3 separate regions of the Homo sapiens genome follow, and all the other regions are linked to region 2. The links are chromatin contacts, found by Hi-C or POLR2A ChIA-PET in ENCODE. All regions are on one chromosome and are shown on one strand. Each heading gives the region's core, a stretch centred on a gene start or an enhancer-like site at or near the end of the contact. The rest is flanking DNA. Distances are from core to core; before and after follow the strand shown. Region 1 holds the start of EML2-AS1 (EML2 antisense RNA 1). Region 2 holds the start of GEMIN7 (gem nuclear organelle associated protein 7). Region 3 holds the start of GIPR (gastric inhibitory polypeptide receptor).

The links. A loop is a pair of places that touch in the nucleus more often than their neighbours do. ChIA-PET counts read pairs that join two places held with the same protein, here RNA polymerase II (POLR2A). Pooled maps may share reads with other maps.
Region 1: a loop to region 2 is called in a map with no recorded cell type, with 7 times the contacts of the local background. The contact joins the promoter of EML2-AS1 here to the promoter of GEMIN7 in region 2. A Hi-C loop is called at or near these places in 4 of 37 single-sample maps with no recorded cell type and 6 of 50 pooled maps.
Region 3: a loop to region 2 is called in a pooled map, with 5 times the contacts of the local background. The contact joins the promoter of GIPR here to the promoter of GEMIN7 in region 2. A Hi-C loop is called at or near these places in 2 of 37 single-sample maps with no recorded cell type and 4 of 50 pooled maps. POLR2A ChIA-PET finds 5 or more read pairs at or near these places in 1 of 52 experiments (WTC11).

The regions. Positions count from the first base shown.
Region 1 is chr19:45,640,244-45,642,943 of GRCh38, reverse strand. EML2-AS1 (EML2 antisense RNA 1) reads right to left here and starts at 1,450. Exons shown (of 2, transcript NR_130729.1): 1 at 1,178-1,450; 2 at 104-719. It also overlaps a transcript of EML2 not described here. RefSeq lists enhancers at 134-183, 194-453, 1-462, 984-1,043.
Region 2 is chr19:45,077,810-45,080,509 of GRCh38, reverse strand. It overlaps GEMIN7 (gem nuclear organelle associated protein 7), which reads right to left and starts at 1,250. Exons shown (of 3, transcript NM_024707.3): 1 at 1,133-1,250; 2 at 481-603. RefSeq lists an enhancer at 236-1,003 and a silencer at 1,173-1,432.
Region 3 is chr19:45,666,771-45,669,470 of GRCh38, reverse strand. GIPR (gastric inhibitory polypeptide receptor) reads right to left here and starts at 1,250. Exons shown (of 14, transcript NM_000164.4): 1 at 1,173-1,250. RefSeq lists an enhancer at 546-825 and a silencer at 1,206-1,365.

The DNA.
Region 1 (2,700 bases), core at 201-2,700, 560 kb before region 2:
CGCGATCTTGGCTCACGGCAACCTCCGACCCCCCGGGTTCAAGCGATTCCCGTCTCAGCCTCCGGAGTAGCTGGGACTACAGGCACGCGCCACCACGCCCGGCTTTTTTTTAAATTTTATTTTATTTTTAATTTAATTTTATTTTAGTAGAGACGGGGTTTCACCATGTTGGCCAGGATGGTCTCGATCTCCTGACCTCGTGATACGCCCGCCTCGGCCTCCCAAAGTGCTGGGGTTACAGGCGTGAGCCACTGCGCCTGGTCACGTCTTAGTCATAGCATCTTAAAGCCAGAGCGAGAGGCTCCTGGGTTCACAGACTCTTAGAAAATAAGAGGGAAGGGACTTCCCCAAGGTCACACGGCCAGCGCGCTGTGGCAGAGAGGAGTGTGCGGATGGGTTGGAGAGCTGTGGGGATTTCCTTCCCCCTTCAGAGTCCTCTTCCTTGGCTCATGTCCAAGTGTCCCAGCCCCAGGTAGCGGGACAGGAAAGGGGCGTGGCTGGCCCCCCGCTTAGACCCAGGAAGGCGGGAGGGACCCCTTGGGCACTGGAGCTCCTGGGTGGCCCTGCAGCCGGCACTCCCCCGTCTTCCAGATGACAATTTGTCGGGCACGAGCGGTATGGAAGTGGACGACCGCGTGTCGGCGCTGGAGCAGCGGCTGCAGTTACAGGAAGACGAGCTGGCGGTCCTAAAGGCGGCGCTGGCGGATGCTCTGCGTCGCCTGCGGGCATGCGAAGAACAGGGAGCGGCGCTACGCGCGCGGGGCACCCCCAAGGGCCGGGCGCCTCCGCGCTTAGGCACCACTGCCTCGGGTATCCCCGTTAGACTGGAGGGGTGGGATGGGGAGGACCGGGGCCTGGTCCTTATACTCACCCTCTTCTGTCCCCTAACCCCATCCCTCCAGTGTGTCAGCTCTTGAAAGGCCTTCCCACCAGGACGCCCCTTAATGGCTCGGGACCCCCGCGGCGCGTGGGTGGCTATGCCACGTCCCCATCCTCTCCCAAGAAGGAGGCGACCTCCGGGCGCAGGTAAGGCACAAGGCCGGGACCCCCAGCCTCTTCCAAGACCTCGTGGGAGACAGAGGTGGTTTGTTTGCCTGAGCTCCAGCAGCAGAGGGTGCAGGGAGAATCTCGCTTGCTCACGGCACTCGCCTGCTGGCCTAGAAGGCTCTGCCCCCACCTGTGTGCTCTCTTTTAGCAGTGTCCGCCGCTACTTGTCACCAGAGCGCCTCGCCTCGGTGCGCCGTGAGGACCCCCGCAGCCGGACCACATCCTCCAGCAGCAACTGTAGCGCCAAAAAGGAAGGGTAAGGACTGGGGCGGCGTCAAGCCGCAGAAAGAGATAGGGAGGAAATGGTCGAGAAATGTAGTCATGCCCCAGGCCACGAGGTCGTAACCTAGAGTGGGGCCAGCTAGTTCAAAAGCGGGGACGGTGCCAGAGCCTTGGAGGGACCAATCTTGAGGTGGCACGGTAACAGTGGAAGGTCTGGGAGGGCGGAGTCAATATTGAGGGGCGTGGCCAGAGTTTTTAGAAGCTGGACGGTCAGGTCTACTGGGTGAGGAAGTCAGGGAGGAGCTTGGCTTATGGGCGTGGTTATTAAGGTACAGGAGAGGCCCCGTTGAGTTTCAGGGATGAAGTCAAGGCAGCAGCCACAGAGTTTCTACAAGGAAAGAGGGAGTCTGAGGAATTTAAGGGTGCAGCCACAGTGTTCGCCTGGGCGAAATTAAAATCTGGGGTACGGAGTAACAGAGGCTGAGACCAGGTGGAGGCATTCCAGATTCCAGAAGCTTTGACATCAAAATCGGGGGGCACTGCCAGGTTGAAAAGGGCGTGGCTTAAAGGTTGGGCGGGGCCGTAGGGGCGTGGTCAAATGCCAAGAGGTGCAGCCAACTTGGAGGCCTCGAAGGTATTCACATAAGGAATACGTGAAAATGGACGTAATCAGAATGCCTGGCGGGCCGGAGAAGGAGCGTTGGCGGGAGGTAGCAGTCAATTCTCAAGCAACTGAGTCAACTCAGGGACAGGGTTAGAAGGGAGGCTCAGAATGACAGGCGTGGTCAACTCCAGAGGCGGGGCCATACTGAAGATCTGGACAGAGTCAAAAACTAAGGCTATATAATTCTAGCAGTTTGGGAGGCGGAGGCGGGAATCATCGCTTGAGCTCAGGAGTTCGAGACCAGGCTGGGCAAAATAGCGAGCCCTCGTCTTTACTAAAAATGAAAATAAATTAGGCCTGGCGCGGTGGCTCACGCCTGTAATCCCAGCACTTCGGGAGGCCTAGGCGGGTGGATCACAAGGTCAAGAGATCGAGACCATCCTGGCCAACATGGTGAAACCCCCTGTCTATTAATAATACAAAAATGGGCGTGGTGGCGCGTGCCTGTAGTCCCAGCTACTCGGGAGGCTGAGGCAGGAGAATCACTTCAACCCGGGAGGCGGAGGTTGCAGTGAGCTGAGATCGCGCCACTGCACTCCAGCCTGCTGACAGAGCAAGACTCCGTTAAACAAACAAACAAAAAACAAAAAACAAAAAACAAAAAAAAAAAGAGAGAGAAAGAAAATAGCCGGGCGTGCTGGCCTTCGCTTGTAGACCCAGCTACTTGGGAGGCTGCGGCAGGAGGCTCACTTAAGCCTAGGAAATTCGAGGTTTCAGTGAGCCATGATCACGCCATTGCACTCCAGTTTGGTCGACAGAGCCACACC
Region 2 (2,700 bases), core at 1-2,500:
CAGCTACGCAGGAGGCTGAGGCAGGAGAATCCCTTGAACCAGGGAGACGGAGGTTGCAGTGAGCGGAGATCACGCCTCTGCACCCCAGCCTGGGCCACAGAGTGAGACTCTGTTTCAAAAAAAAAAAAAAAAAAATCATTTCCTTGGTGCAAGCTGGAGGGTGGAGGAAGAGGGAGCAAACTCTGGTCCTCACCCGTGCCCCATGTAGAAAGGCAGACTGTGGAGCCAAGGTGTGACCTGATAAGAAACTGGTTTAAGAAAGATCACACAGGGTGTGCCCAGGAGGGTAGAGGCAGGCGTTATCCATTGTCCCTGGTGACCTGGCCCCAGAGGCCTTTATCCTTTCAGTCTCCAAGGCAAGGATTTCCGAAGGTTTCAGGGAAAAATGCCCAAGCCCATCCCCCACGACTTGAAAAACTAGTCTGTTAGATTCAAGAGCCCAACACTTAGGTCAATGGCAGGGGCAGGGGTTTCACAGACCTCCCTCCTGGTGGCCCCGGTGCTCCAGAGAGGAGATCAGCTCAGTGGACAAACATTTGGCCAACTCTTCACAATTGCCAGGGTGTGGAACCAGCTGAGTTGTCAACAGAGAAGCCGCCAGACCTAATTAATTAACCAAGGTGTTGACGTGTCCACAGACACACACACACATACAGACATCATCGGCTGCTGAATCTTGATGCAAATTAGCTAAATGGGGCCACCCGAGAGGGTCAGAACCCCAAGCACAGAATCTCTCCCCTCCCCTTCTCCCCTGGGGCCGGTCAGTTTCCTTTCAATTCCGCCCTGACCACCCATTGCTCTCCTTTTCTTATACTAAGTAGGTCCTCCCGGCCCCCAGGCGTCCACTCCCCACACCGCCCTGGGCGTTCGGACTGGACCTTCTTCCCACCTCCAGGCTCAGACTGAGCGAGCGATTCCGCTCCAGGTAAAGCGGGATGACTGCCACCGATGCTTCTGTTATCGTGGCCATTTATTATTTTCCGGAGGGGAAGTTTTTCTCCTTCTCCCTTCTCCTCACCCCACCCGCGTGGGGCATTCCCGCTGCCGGCGATCGGGATCAAACAGTCCCTGATAGGAGCGTCTGGGGACCAGAACGTCCCTCCAGCCGGCGCTGCAGGCGCGGTCCTACCTCTTTCCGTCACTCAGGGCGTTGCACTGGGGTGAGCGTCCAGAGCTGGGGCCGGGGAGAGGGAACCTGCTGGCGACCCCCCACCACCTTGTACTCACCGAGGTCCGCGGCTACTGGTGTCCCCACTTCCGCCGGCGCCCCCGCTGCAGAGGCCCGGGCAGGCCGCAAGCCGCGGAGCCTGGGTTCCGCCCGCGCCGCCGCCACTGCCCCACGTGGTCGCGGGCTGGCTCGCAGGCTTGGAAGCCAGCACAGCCCGGGTCGCCACCTGGCCCGCGGCTTTGCGGGGCACTTGGGACCGATCTTCCTGCCTGCGAGTTGGGGGCGTCTGGGATGCCCATTTTAGGCAGGAAGAAACTGAGGTTCAGAGAGGGGAAGACTTCCTCCCTGCTGGGTTAAGGGCAGAGCTCGGTCTTTGCATCCCCATCCCCCTACACATACCCACTCCTAACCCCTTGCTTCCAGTGGGAACCCCCGCTCCTCTACAGGAAACCTGGAGATCATGGTTTCAGATGCCGCATACTAAGAAAGTAGCTGGGCTGGATCAGAGGCGGTCATTTTGTCCTCCAGCTCTCCCTGCAGTCCCATTTTACAAAGGGGGAAACTGAGGCCTTGAATGGGGAATATGAACCTCCCTATTCCAGGCCCAGTCAGAATTCACTTTCTCCTTGCGGGGTCCTCTTTACGCAGGGATCCTGTGGGCCTTTGCTTTCCACTAGATCACCAAGGCCTAGTGCCAGGTACACAATTTGGTGCTCTGCAAATATCTGTTGAAAGAATATCATCAGACACATAGTAGGTGCGCAATAAATATTTGTTGACTTAACTATGAACGAGTAGGGGTTGTATTTATGAACAAGACAGACTCCCATCCTGCCTCCTAGAACCTACGTTCTAGTGGGGGTAGAAGGGACAGAATAGGGTAAAATGAGCAAATATGTAAACAAGATCCTTCAGGGTTTGATCAAAGTGATGTATAAAGAATAAAATAGGCCGGGCACGGTGGCTCACGCCTGTAATTCCAGCACTTTGGGAGGCTGAGGCGGGTGGATCACCTGAGGTCAGGAGTTCGAGACCAGCCTGGCCAACATGGTGAAACCCTGTCTCTACTAAAAATAGAAAAATTAGCCGGGCATCTGTAATCCCAGCTACTCCGGAGGCTCAGGCAGGAGAATCACTTGAACCCGGGAGGCGGAGGTTGCAGTGAGCTGAGGTCGTGCCACTGCACTCCAGCCTGGGCAACAAGAGTGAAACTCCATCTCAAAAAAAAAAAAAAAAAAAAAGAGTAAAATAAGGGCAATGGGATAGTGGGTGGCTGGGTTGCCATGGAACTTAAAATTGGGTGGTCTGAGGCTGAGTGCAGTGTCTCACACCTGTAATCTCAGCACTTTGGGATGCTGAAGCAGGAGGAGCGCTTCAAGCCAAGAGTTTCAGACCAACCAGGGCAACAAAGCGAGTCCCTGTCTCTATTTAAAAATAATTTTTTTTGAAAAATTAAAAATTACAAAAAAAAAAAGGGTGATCAGAGGAGGCGGCAGTGAAGAAGAAACCACCTCAGATAACCCTCTAGT
Region 3 (2,700 bases), core at 1-2,500, 590 kb before region 2:
GGTCCCAGGGCAAGGTCAGCACCTCTGCCCTCCTACTCCAACCCCAGCGTCACCCCGCCTCAGGGATTCACACACAGGGGCAGACGGCTGGGGAGCCGTATACACGCGGGACTCCGAGGCAGCGCACCCGCTCCCGCAACTCCCAGGCGTGATGATCTGGGGGGAGGGAGAGGCACGCGGAGTGGGTGGAACTCCGGTGGTGGGCGGGGCCCCTTAAGTGATTCCCCGGCCTCCCCTGACTGTTGTTGGGGCAGCAAAGGTGGAAGGGGGGGGTGTTTGCTGAGCGGGCGGTTGCCCTAGAGCTACGCTGGGCGGAAGTGTCAGTGTCACCGAAGTCTGGACCTACAGACTCCTGGGAACCCGGGGACCGCCTTGGAGAGGAGGGGGTAGAAACCGTCAGCCTAGACCCCTTTTCTATGGGGAACTGAAAAACTTGAAGGTTTTCAGTACCCCCTAGTGGGGTACTTGAAACGCCCATCTGAGTTCCCACAGCCTGGTGGAGAACTTGAAACGCCCATCCGAGCTCCCACTCTCCAAGCCCAAAGGGTTTTCTAGCACACATAGGAACCTGACCTTACAAAACTTTCCCCGCTGGGGGTAGATAAAGCCCAGAGTAAGTGGAACAACCCTTTCCCAGCATCCAAATACTTAGGGACTAGAGAAGCGACAGATCCGGGGTTAGATGTGCAGATGCCTGGAAATCGGTCTAACGCCCGACACCCACTCACCCGCGCCCCCGCGGCTCCACGTAGAGAAAGACGGAAGCAGAGAGGATCTCAGGTCGAGCCTCAGAAGGACAGACAACGGCGTCACAGACACAAGAGACAGAAATGTAAAGACTGAGAGGCGCAGAGACGGAGGGACAGAATGAGACCCCCAGCCAGAGACCAGAGAAAAACAAACAGAGAAAGAGACGCAGATGTGGGCTAGGAGACAAAGAAGAGGCAGAGACGTGGAGGGAGACAGAGCAGGGGAAAGAGAAGTTATCTAGCAGCTAACCAGAGATGGAAACACGCAGACAGAGACATCAAGAGACAGAGATGAGCAGAGATGGTGGTGGGCACAGAGACAGAGAGACAAAGGCAGGGCAGAGAAGCAGAGAGGGAGAGTGCCAGAGACTTGAGAGGTCAAGGGGGGGCAGGGAGAATGGGCTGGGATTGGGGAGCCCTCACCTGTCCCCAGTCCTGCTCCTGGTCACTTGCTCCTGCAGCCCCTGCCACCGCTGCCTCCAACTGCCTTGTCTCGGCTCTGGGAGAGGTGACAGGCGCTGGCAGCCCGGGGTGATGGGAGGGGGCGGGGCCAAGGCGGGACAGGGAACGGAAGCGGGGAGCTCTGGGGCAGAGAGCCGAGCAGGGGGCAGTCATCAAGGTCATGAGGGAGGGCAGTTACTGAATTGTCCTTATCGTCCTGAGGACCCCTGCACCAAGTGTGTACAATCTCTCATGCTGTCCCACCCACAGGTACCCGCCCCCACCGCCACTCATTCCCAGAGCCTCAGTCACTCAATCAAACATGCAGTGTCACACACAATCCCATAGGCTGAGCCATGGAAAGGCACAGTCACAGAACCTCACAAGCTGTTACTCACACAGTCACACATTCAGTCACACCCATACAGTCCCATGGTCACACCCAGACAGCCACAGTCTCTCACTCACAGGTGGACAGTCATCCACTGTGACACACAGTCATGTACCCAGGGCTATGGACTCCTGCACACACACAGTAACGCTCACAGTGTCTCACAGTTCCAACAACACTGTCAATCACCCACACATTCACGCAATCACCGGGTTTCATCACAAACACTGTTGCCCTGCTAGCCTGTGTGGCCCAGGAGGGTAGAGCCAGGACATCTGGGTCACCACTGGGTCCCCAAAATCGTTAAGAGCAGGGGTTCAAGGAAGGATTGTCATGAAATAAATATACGCAGTATGCAGTTGTGTGGTTACTCGCAGACATAGAATTTTTTTTTTTTGAGACAGAGTCTTCCTCTGTTGCTGAGGCTGGAGTACAGAAGCATGATCTCAGCTCACTGCAACCTCCGCCTCCTGGGTTCAAGCAATTCTCCCACCGCAGCCTCCCAAGTAGCTGGGATTCCAGGCACACACCACCACAACCGACTAATTTTTGTATTTTTAGTAGAGACGGTGTTTCACCATGTTGCCCAGGCTGGTCTCAAACTCCTGACCTCAGGTGTTCCACATGTCTTGGCCTTCCAAAGTGGTGGGATTACAGGCGACAGCCACCACACCCGGCCCATACAATCCTTTTTACATTTTATTTATTTATTTATTTATGAGAGTGGAGTGCACTGGAACAATTATAGCTCACTGCAGCCTCCACTTCCTGGGCTCAAGGGATCCTCTTAACTCAGCCTCTTGACTAGCTGGGACTATGGGCATGAGCCACCATGCCCCACCATTTTATTAAAAAATAATTTCAACTTTTTTTTTTTTGAGACAGGGTCTCACTCTGTCACCCAGGATGGAGTGCAGTGGCGCCATCTTGGCTCACTTCAACCTCCGCCTCCAGGGTTCAGGAGATTCTCCTGCCTCAGCCTCCCGAGTAGCTGGGACTACAGGTGTGTGCCACCACACCCAGCTAAAATTTTTGTATTTTTAGTAGAGATGGGGTTTCACCATGTTGGCCATGCTGGTCTCCAACTCTTGGCCTCAAGCAATCCTCCTGCCTCGGCCT